2 separate regions of the Mus musculus genome follow, and region 2 is linked to region 1. A link is a contact called in ENCODE Hi-C or POLR2A ChIA-PET data. All regions are on one chromosome and are shown on one strand. Each heading gives the region's core, a stretch centred on a gene start or an enhancer-like site at or near the end of the contact. The rest is flanking DNA. Distances are from core to core; before and after follow the strand shown. Region 1 holds the start of Akap7 (A kinase (PRKA) anchor protein 7). Region 2 has its middle 28 kb from the start of Epb41l2.

Region 1 (5,491 bases), core at 1,019-3,518:
GTGTGTGTGTGTGTGTGTGTGTGTGTGTGTGTGTGTAAGATAAAGTTGAAGCCCGGTGAAGTAACATGTGAACGCCTTAGTTATGATTGGCTAAAATAGTTTAAAAACCCCAGTCTGGCACCGCGACTCACTCACTCCCAGAGTCCTACGGAGATGCCGTCTCGCTGAGAGACCAATCCGCAGACCCGGATGCCCTGAGCCTGCACCTCGAACCCAACTCCAGCAGGACCTGAAAAACAGGAGACTTCGTGAACCTTACTTGACCAACCACCATCAAGCCAGGCTATCACATCGGGCCAGACCGGAGGTGTGTGAATGAGTGCGATCCCATTTCACCATTTACTTGTTTATTGCTACTTCCCAATACATAAGCTATTATAACCTAACCTCCAAGTCCGAGGTTTCCTTCTCGCCTCTGTCCTCAGTTCACGACAGTTCGCAACAGTTTTGTGACGCTAAACAACCACAGCATGTATGTAGAGCAACTAGCCCAGACCCATGCAGGATCTGTGAGCCTCTATGAACCAACCCTGCTTAGTTGATTCTGTGGGTCATGTTCTCCTGGTGTCCTCCACCTCACTGGCAGAATCCTCCAATTCTTTCTTCCCCTTTTCCTCAGGGCTCCCCAAACTCTGAGGGGGAGAGACTGGAAGGAGACTTCCAAGTAGAGAGCTTTCAGCTCAAGTTTGGTGTGGGTCTCTGCATCAGCTCCCATCAGCTGCCAAAGGCAGCCTCTCTGATGACGATTGGGCTAGGCACTGATCTATGAGTACAGCGGAATATCATTAGGAACCATTTGCGATTTTCTTTTTCTTATCAAAGGTCTCTGGGCTGTCCAGCCTCTGGTTCCTGGTCATGCTGTAGTATCAAGCATGGGCTTCCTTTTGTGGCGTGAGCTTCAGACTAGAGCAGTCACTGGTTGGCCACTCTCCCAAGATCTTTGCCTCCTTTGCCCCAGCACATTATTTCAGACAGGGTAGATTGTAGGTGAAAGGTTTGGGGGCTGGGTTGGTGTTCTGGTTCCTCCACTGAAGTTATATCCCAAGGCTAAGGATTACACCACAGATGTGTGGTTAAAATAGAAACACAGCGCTTTGGTTTTGTTTTGTTTTTAAAAGGAGGGAAATCCAGGAGTGGGCTCTTGAGCTGAAGGAAGACACCTCGCCCCCAAGCATCAGACCACACATGAGGTGCAGAACCCACGTCTCCCAGGTCTGTAGCGTCCTTTGTGAAGCCCGAGGAGGGGGGAGTGGGGGTAGTGCTCTACTCTTTGCAAACTGGCTGTCAACCTTGCTGTGTCAGTGCACTGCTCCTACTCCCCAGTTACATAAATACACCTTTAAAACAGAGTGGGGAGTAATCCTTACAAAGAGAAATGTATAGTCTACTTCCAGCAGGAAAAGGGAGGGCAAAGAGTTGTTTCTCTGTCTACTGCGTAAAGTAATCCTTATGCTTAAACGTCTTATCTGTACCCTGTCCAGTCCAGCTAGCATCGGCTGGCCTTTGAGGATCCTCTTGCCGCAAGCTCCCTTACTTATTTTTCGTTCTTTCTCTGTGATTAGATAGCCTGCTCCTTTAAAAAGACCGTTTTCCGTGAAGATCCACAAAAAGGGGCTAAGCAGGGAATTCTTCAAAGTTCCCTACCAGCTTTAAGGGCTACAGCTGTGGAGAAGAGACACACCACCATATTTTCTTAAATTAAAATTACATTCCCCAACAAACCAGCAGTAATACCACCATTTGCCCCCAGCCCGGAAAAAAACAGTAGCATTCTTTTCTACAAGACATATTCATATTTTAACTATTAAAAAAAATAGTTTTCTCTTATTTTATTCAGATACTGAGGAGCCTTGCCTGCAAAAAATTTGTAGATGATTTCATTTAACAATTCCAACTTTTAGCTCTTAAACTGCTGTTGAAAATGCTACTTTTGGGGGGGGGGTAATGGCAAGTAAATAAAAGCATCTCATTATAGCGACGTTCAAGGTCTCGCTATTGTATTGTACATTTTGCTCAGCCCGCCTATTTTGCAATCAGATCTGTGTTTCCAAAGCTCCACGCTAAAGCAAACACACGGGTTCTCAAGGGACAGCGGGCCAAGGAATGCTCTCTGGATCCCTGGCTCGCCCCTCCGAGCGTGGGACGGGAAGGGCCGCGCCGCAGGAAATAACCGAGGGCGGCCAGAGGTCGGAGCCCGAGCCCAGCACGGCCCCGGGGACCGCCCCGATCCGGGTATCCACGCCTCGCCGGGCCGGCCCCTTCCGGCTCCTCCTGAAGCGGCGGGTGCCGGGGATGCTGCGACTCGCGGGGCGTTGCGCCTCCGCAGGCCTGGCCGCCGCGGCCCGCGCCCCCGCCGTCCCGCGCGCCCCGGGCCCGCGCCTCCGTCTCTGCGCCGCGACCATGGAGCGCCCCGCCGTGGGTGAGAGCGCTCCGCCCTGCGCGCCCCGGGGCGGCCTCTGCCGTGGGGCGTGCTCGCCCGCCCCGCTCCGCCTCCCAGGCCGCCCGCAGCCCCACGCCCCTCGCGATCGACCCTCCCCCTACACCCTGGGCATCCCGGTCCAGCCCGGTAGTCCGGGCAGTTTGGTTGCATCCGTGGGTCTCCGTGCACCACTCCACTCCTCGAACCGAAAGGGGTGTACACACAAGTTGTTGTTTCTCTTACCTCTTCCTATCTTGTGACCCATGACCCAGAGTTTTGCAGCACATCCTTTCCTACTGTGTTGGGGAGGTTAACAAAATCAAGGGGGGAAAAAAAAAACTCCGTTTTATTTACCTAATTATTTTTTAAAATGGCAAATAGAAGCCTCTGAACACTGTCTTGTCTCATTTAGGGTTTTACTCGAGGCTTGGCAAGGCACACTTTAAAACGGGCGCCAATCTGCTGGCGCCCAGGATGTACTTCAGCTTGGGTCAACTTTCGTTGTATGCTGAACCTGGGTAGGAATTAGAGGTTGGACTCGGAGGGAAAGGGACTGGGAAGTAAGGGGAAAAAGGTGTTCTACAAGAACACCTACATGTATACAAAGCGTAAGAATATTAAAATAGGCAGTCCAAGCATGCTATGTAAATACTTTATATGTATGTAAATATAAATCAGGTGAATAATGTACATGCGTTTATAAATTTCATGTGAATGCAATTACTCGTATCACGTGAGGAGATGCCCAGAGTGTCCCTGCTTGAGATGTTTTTATAAGGTTACAGGAGTGTGGGTAATAGGCAGAAGGGAATAGGGTAATAGTTGGAAAGAGAGGACTCTTCTCACCTTTTTACACCGTGTGGCTTTGCAGTTTGGGATGCTGTTAGCGCATCGTTTCCCTATAGTGACAAAGCTTATGGCACTTGTCCAGTTTACTGGGTCCTTCCATTCATGTAGTGTCGATTTGTCAATTTCTCCTTAATAATTTGGATTGCTCCCTCTTCATGAGGCGCAAATGGAAGCACACTGGGTAAGTGGCCTGGTTGGCATGAAGTTTAAACATTTCTGGAGACCTACTCTGCTGTTTTACGTAGCTAGTCGAAGTAGATAGACCGTAATGAATGACAGGCCCATTCCATAGCTGTTTACAGTGCTGGGGAACCAGAAGAGAGTCTTGCCCAATGAAGGTGTGTTTTGTTGTTCAGATAGGAAACTTACTTTGTAGGACTTGGGCAGTCTGTCTGTCTGTCTGTCTGTCTTTTTTGTTTTCTGTTTGCTTGGCTTTGGTAGTGTTTGCTGAAGTGTCCCTGTGATCTGAGGATTTGAATGCATTTACTTTCTTGGCTTGAGAAGATTCTTTACATACATTCATGGTTTTTCTTACAAAAGCAATATTCACTTTAGAAACAACCTAGTACAGTGGTTGGAAAGTATTTGGCATTCAGAAACACTTCAGCTTTTATTCTTCCTTTCCTACCCGTACGTCTTGGGAACATGCAGTTTTCTAGCTACTTTTTGACTTATGCTTGTTTTTGTAACACTGGGGATAAAGCCTAGGGCTTTGTGTATGCTAAGTCAGCATGACCTTGACTGCGTATCTGCTTGTTAGAGAGTCGCCTTTCCCCCTGTTGTTAGACTCCTCATACCGGTGGTTTTCAGTCACCAGAATGATCATGCACTGTTTAGTTGTTTCTCTGTTAGACATTTAAATTAGTTCCCCTTTTCTCTTTGCTTCAAGCAAGGTTGCGAGGAGGCCTGTTTGAGTGTATGTGAGAGGAACCCAGATTTCAGTAAGACATTTAGGCCATCTTCCGTGCTTCTCACCTGTTGACCCATTGCTTCCTGCCTCAGTTTACAGTGCTGCCATCAGTATATGGTAAAGAGTGATTCTGGAAACTGTGGGTCATGTGACATGTTCACGTGATCCGAATGTTAGCTCCTGAATCTACTTTACTTGTGGGCAGGTTCCTAAGTCGGTGCCTGGTGTAATACTAGTCTTCCCTATAACAGAGTTGTTAAGGTTTAAATGAGTTACTTAGCAAAGTGCGCGTGCCTGGCATAAAGTACCCATTACAATGTTGGCTAGTAATGCTGGTAATGCTAATGTCTAATTAGCAAAACTAGTAATTCTAGTATTGCTAATTTCCAGCTTCACGTCATCATTATTAGTGTAACCTTTACTCCCGTGATTATTTGGATTTTTGGAAATGATACACTTTGTTTTAGTGACAGACCAAATTTTGGGTGACTTTAAAATTCTTTGTGCCATGTGGCTCAGGCTGAGGGTAGCCTTGAACTCTTCACCTTCCTGTCTGTGCCTCCCTGGGATTGCAAGTGTGACCTAACACGCCTGGCTTACACACTTTGACATAGCTTGATGTACTTTGTAGAGTTGAATCTCAGTCTGGTACGCAGCAAGCAAGAGCTCTCTCATGGTGGTAGATCCCGAGCTCCGTTAACTTTACAGGTGAGACAACAATCTCACTAAATTAGTTGTATAGGTTTGTTTGTTTTTTTAATTTATTATTCTGCCTCAACTCTTTAAGTACCTGGGATTGCAGGTCTGTGCTACCAGGCTCAGTTTATTTAAGCAACATTACAGCAGCCAAAACAATGAATTTGTGCTTTAAATCTTAAAGATCGACTGTTTTAAGGCAGTTTTCCCAGAGAGAAGTATTTACAGCTTATGTAACAGGAAGTATGGTTGTAATGGATATATTTAGTTATATCCCTTAGACTTTGCCCAAATCCCTGTGTGCAAACCTGGAGCAAGGCTCCTGAGATTTAGTTTGAGAAATATTGTTCTGTGGAATGATCTGCACTTCTTTCGAGATCTGTGAGACAGATACAGTGATGCATACACCAGCCCTTTGGTAACTAAGGTAGGAGGATTGCTAGTTCAAGGTCAGCCTGGGGTATATAGAAAGATTGTGTCTCAAAAGCAAACAAACACAAGGACTAGGATGTGGGGAAAGATGAACCCTGTTGACAGGGAGGTGAGCTTGTGTAATAATACGGTGGGAATCAACATAGAGGTTCCTCAGGAGCTGAAAATATAACTACCCTATGGCT
Region 2 (5,491 bases), core at 1,815-4,314, 34 kb before region 1:
ACACTTAACACACACACTCAACACATACTCACCATACATATACTCACTGAACATACACATATATATACCAAACACACACATTCACACACTCATCACACATACACACACCGAATAAATGAATAACACACACAAAGGCATGGAATGCACACAACTGGTATAAATATAACATGGAAATTATAAGAGAGAGAGAAAAAGAGAGAGGAGAGAGAGAGAGAGAGAGAGAGAGAGAAAGAGAGAGAGAGAGAGAGAGAGAGAGAGAGAGATTAGACATATCCTTTTTCCAACAGAGAACTTTTTCCTCCCCTGGACAGATGTTATTTATTTTGACGTTATCTGAAGTCCACATAAATTGTTTAACTCAGCAGCAGTGGCCTGTGAGTTGAGAGCTAGGTGACCACACTTGACCTTCTTACTGGAGAAGACCTCCTTTGATGTCATTCAGTGTTTCCAGCCTCCCACAGTCACCAATCAGTGAGTAAACATTAAGATGAGGACATATGAACATGGGAAGTGAGTTTGCCATTATTTCTTTCTCATTTCCTTTATAGCCTTATACAAACATCTATCATCCCATATTTACTATGAGACTATAAACACAAAAACTACTTTGAAGTTATGACTTCAAAAGTTTTGGACGTTTCGAAGTCTAATGTGGAGGGAAGACTTACTCTAACATAAGTCCTATTTAATCAGCAAAGAACTCCAATAATTTTCAAACTTTCAAAACAAAATTATCTTCACATCTGGAAGCTATTACAGAACTCAGGGAACCATGCCATGGTTATACTCAGGAAGATATTCACATTATAAATTTTACTATAAATTTATACTTTACAAATTTCATATAAAAACAGATCTGTGGAAAGTAAAACTAAATCTGCCATTGCTGCTTGACTCTTGTTTCTCTCACTAATTAGTCATATCGTCATCAAAATATAACGTTACTGGGGGTGAACCATGACTTAGCACTCATCTGAAAGGGTAAAGGGGACGCTTGCTTTTATGAAATAGTGTATGTATATAGTTACTGATTTGTATGCTCATATAAGATACCACATAAGTACACCTTGATTTGCACTAAATATATTAAAATATGATTGACAGGGAGACTGGAGAGATGGCTCAGCAGTCTTTTCCAGAGTTCCTGATTTTAATTCCCAGCAAACACATGATGGCTCGCAACCATCTAAGATGGCATCTGATGCCCTCTTCTGGTGTGCATGAAGACAAAGCACTCATGTATCTAAATAATCAAATATTTATCAAAATCAAAACTAAAATATGATTGGCTTTCAAGTCAGCCTGAGCCTTCAGGTCTATGTTATAGGAAGAGAGTGAGTTTGCCATCTACCCAGAGCCATGGCATTCTCTGCATGGAACAGTGATAGCTTTACAGTGCAAGACGAGAAAGTGAGAGACAGGCTAAGTGTTGCTTATCTGAAATGCTTATAACCGACGAAGTTTTAAATTTTGAGGTATTTGCATGTATTAGATGTATCCATCCTATTGGCCTAATTTGTCCTAGGATAGCTGTGGATGCGTCCATACACATCTATAGATGATAAAATCACATGTAATGTCCAGAGGTTTGATCTTACGTATAACGATGAATTTCGGGGGTGAGATTTGGGTCCTAACATGTAAATAAAAGGTAATTAAAAATCATACATTTCTTGCTCTATTTTGTGTTCATGTTACTGTGTACATAGGAAGATCAGAGGACAACTTGTAGGAGCCTGTACACTTTTTCTAGCATGCATGCTCTGGGGTTTGAACTAGACCCTCAAACGTGGCAGCAAGCACCTTTACCAAATGGACCACCATCTTACCACCCCTGAAAGTAATTTTATCTAGTGTTGTGTGTGTGTGTGTGTGTGTGTCTACACAAGGCCACCTGTAGACTTTCCTACAGTTGCTGTTGTGTTGGTACAGAAAAAAAAAAAACCTTTGGGATTTCAGAGCTTTATTTTTTATTTACTTATTTATTTTTGACTCTAGTGATTAACCTAGGGCCTTTCACATGCTAGTCATGTGCTCTATATTAAGCTGCAACACTAGACTTCTTTTGTTTTATTTTGAACCAAGATCTCTTTAAGAAGCCCAGATAGGCATTGAGTTTGAGCTTCCTGCCTCAGCCATCTGCGTAGCTGGGATTATGAGTGAGGTTTTTTTTTTTTTCTTCTTCAGATTATAGAGGATAAAACTTAATAGAATGAAGTGACTAACAGTGTCCAGTTATTATGCCCAATGAGATCCCTTCCTCCCTCCCTCCCTTCCTACTGCCTCTTAACACTGGTGTCAATACGTTACCCAGGCCTTTCATGCTAAGGAGATGTCACATGAAAGTCTGTGATTAACTTCCTTACCATTGCTAATATTGTGAAACCCTAAGCAGCCTCACACATGCTCATTTCTGGGACAGGATACAGGAAGAAAGCTGTCAGTACATTGTATTCGCTTGTTGCTTAGAGACAGAGGAAGAGGACGCTTCTGTCTTGAGCCCTGATCTGAGTCATACAATGTATCACGTTTATAACATTCATTCACACTTATCCTTACTGCTCAGGGATACTGACTATAAAGCTCACATCCTTTTTGTTAGAAAACTCTGTCACTGGCTTATATAGTGTGCACAGTTGTGTTAATGGAAAAGTGCACGTCCAAAGAGTTTTTTTAAACTACTTGAGCTCAAAATGGATACGGTGCTGGTGGCTATTTAAAAACAAAAAGTGAAAGAGAAGAACTGAGGCATCTAAATAGCCCAGCAGCAGTGTTGCCAAGAAACTGCTCACTGATCCCCTGAACTGTGGAAAGAGAGCAACACAGCAGTGGAGACTCAAAGTGAGGCCTTAGGCCAGAACGGACAAAAACACAAGGGGAACTGCGAGAGCCTGTGCTCAGCTGTAATGGAAGCAGGCTCAGTCACATCTGTGACTAGTGTCTGGAAAGACTAGAACGTGGTAACTCATGAGTTAAACCCCCAGAATACAACAAGCCTCCCCAGATGTGGGCAGCTCCCTAAAAAAGCATTAGTCTGGATGTACAAACTAGGCCAGGAAGACCACTCCCTCCCTCGTGGTTATCGTCAGCTCCCAGTCCACTTGTTTTCTCTATAGAGCCGTTCCTGCAATCCAGAGGCAGAGCTGCCTGCCATTCCCATTTCAGTGCATGCACACCGGTTTAGTGATTGATAGAAAAAATATCACAGGAACAGTTCTCATTTTCTTTCTTTCTTTCGTATTTTACTATTATTCTTAAAGGTTTCATTCTTTACCTTTTACTGGCCTGGTACTCATGAGACAGCCCAGACTGGTCTTGATCTTGTGTCAATCCTCCTGCCTCAGCCTCCAGACTGCTGAAACTACATGAGAGTACCGCGCCTGACTGAAGGAACAGATTTTATTACTTGATGGATGTAGCTTTCTTTTTTACCTGGATGTAACTTTATAATAACTTCTGCTGTTTTGCATCTGGTCTTAAAAGCTTGTTATTAAGAAATGATAAATCGAGTTTAGATTTGGTTTGATAGCCAAACAAGTTATGTTTGAAAAATAAACCTTGGTTTCCCCTTCTATATATGCATGATGAGAATTCAAGCAAATGATCTAGCTTCTCTGAGCTTAGATTCCCTCATCTGAGCACATAGACATTACTACTAATAACTATCTTTGGACAAAGACTGACAAACGGAGACAGCTGTCATGTTGAGCATTACAGTCAAGCCAGGCCCCTCAACACCTCAGCCGTTAGCTCCCCAGGTACTGGCCTACTGACTGTCCTTGCCCAATATTTCAAGGTGTGTTTCCTTTCAGCACCTCAGCTGTGTTCTGATCATGGCCTAAACCACCATCATCTCTCCTCTGCGTCAGTGAAGTGCCCTCCTAAGTATTGCAACACTTGAAACCATCAAGACTGTAACCATGAGCATCCAAATGAAAGTCAAATCCTGTCAACGGGAGTTGGCCCACCTGTTCTTCCTGTCCCCGCACACTGATGCTCTTGAGGTTCCCCCACCCTCTGGATTCCACCCACTGCTCTTCCTTCTGGATCGCATGCACAATTAACTCAGAGGCATCTTTCCCACGCATAGAACCCTCTGCTGCCTGGAACGTCCTTTTCCCTCAAAAGAGTCTGATACTCTCTCTCCTCCTTCAGGTCTTTATTAAAACATGTCCTCAAAAGAGCCTTCCCTCACTCTTTCAAGATTCTGCGTCCCCCTCTGACTCTGTCTCTGTCTCCCTCTCTCCTTATTCCGTCCCTTCCTCCCTCTCTCCTTTCTATTTTTCTTTGCTTTTGTTACAATCTAACCCTCTATATGCTAGTTCTTTATTGTTTAAGCTATCTTCACTAGTACGGGCTCTGTGATTCTAGTCTTGTCTTATAGCTAGCATATAATAACTATATGTCCTAATATTGTAGTAACTGAATTGATAACCTAGTCCATCTATCTATAAATGAATGAGCAATGTGACCAAGCCCGCTCAGTCAGTCAACAGCTTCTCCAGCACAGGAGTGAGGATTAAAAAGAAAAAAGACAGTTAGACAATGGAGCATGACCCAGTCAATTCTGAGACTGAAGGCAAATTTAATTTTCCCAATCCACTTTTTATACCATTTTTAATTACATGCAAGTACTAAGGGTGAACAGTACAATAAGGAACTAACATGGACAATAGTCATGAAACAAGCAAAGTCCCATGATCTCTCTAGTGATGCTGTTTCTAAGGATGATCAAGATATCTGAGCCTACTTCTTTGTTCTACCCTAAAACCAGATTCTTGCTTCCTTGTCCTTGGCCAATGTCAGATTCCTGCCTGAAGCCCATTTCCTTATCCTTGGCCAAGGATAGACACCTGCCAAGCGGCACCCCAAAAAGGCTCTCCACAGCAATGAATGTTGGAGCAACAGAATGGTGGGGAATACCATAGAGTAGCTTAACATACGTGTATCTATAGTGATATTCTACATCTGTACTAAGATAGATCAGCTTAGATATAACTTACAGTACATCCTGTTGAAAACTCATCCTGGTGATTAATTATGGCCACTAAGAAAACCTTGGACTTTGCTATTGGAGTAATGATTCTTCAAGGCCCAAGGCAGAGGAAAAGCAAAAGGAAGCTCTTAAAAGAAGTCCTGGGCTGGAGAAATGGCTCAGTGGTTAAGAGCACTGATTGCTCTTCCAGAGGTCCTGAGTTCAATTCCCAGCAACGACATGGTGGCTCACAACCATCTGTAATGGGATCCAGTGCCCTTCTCTGGTGTGTCTGAAGACAGCTACAGTGTACTCACATACATAAAATAAATAAATCTTAAAAGAAGAAGGAAAAGGAGAAAGAGAGGGAGAGGGAGGGGAAGGGGGAGGAGGAGGGGGAGGAGGGGGAGGGGGAGGGGGAGGAGGAGGAGGAGAAGGAGAAGGAGAAGGAGAAGAAGAAGAAGAAGAAGAAGAAGAAGAAGAAGAAGAAGAAGAACTTCTTATTCAAATTAGAAG

The links. Hi-C counts contacts between places; a loop is a spot of excess contacts on that map. ChIA-PET counts read pairs that join two places held with the same protein, here RNA polymerase II (POLR2A).
Region 2: a loop to region 1 is called in a map of left cerebral cortex, with 3 times the contacts of the local background. The contact joins the enhancer-like site here to the promoter of Akap7 in region 1. A Hi-C loop is called at or near these places in 5 of 37 maps with a recorded cell type or tissue (T-helper 17 cell, heart and left cerebral cortex). POLR2A ChIA-PET finds 5 or more read pairs at or near these places in 1 of 5 experiments (Patski).

Annotation. Positions count from the first base shown.
Region 1 is chr10:25,293,856-25,299,346 of GRCm38, reverse strand. Akap7 (A kinase (PRKA) anchor protein 7) reads left to right here and starts at 2,268. Exons shown (of 8, transcript NM_001379238.1): 1 at 2,268-2,419. Gm40617 (predicted gene, 40617) reads right to left here and starts at 738. Exons shown (of 6, transcript NR_166644.1): 1 at 530-738; 2 at 132-229.
Region 2 is chr10:25,328,839-25,334,329 of GRCm38, reverse strand. No RefSeq gene overlaps it. Among named protein-coding and RNA genes, the nearest start is that of Epb41l2, 28 kb to the left of the region's middle. Within about 2 kb of position 3,064, at least 1 of the 3 ENCODE cell types and tissues checked has a DNase peak (open chromatin) inside an H3K27ac peak, as active enhancers do; it is left cerebral cortex, where a contact is called at or near this core.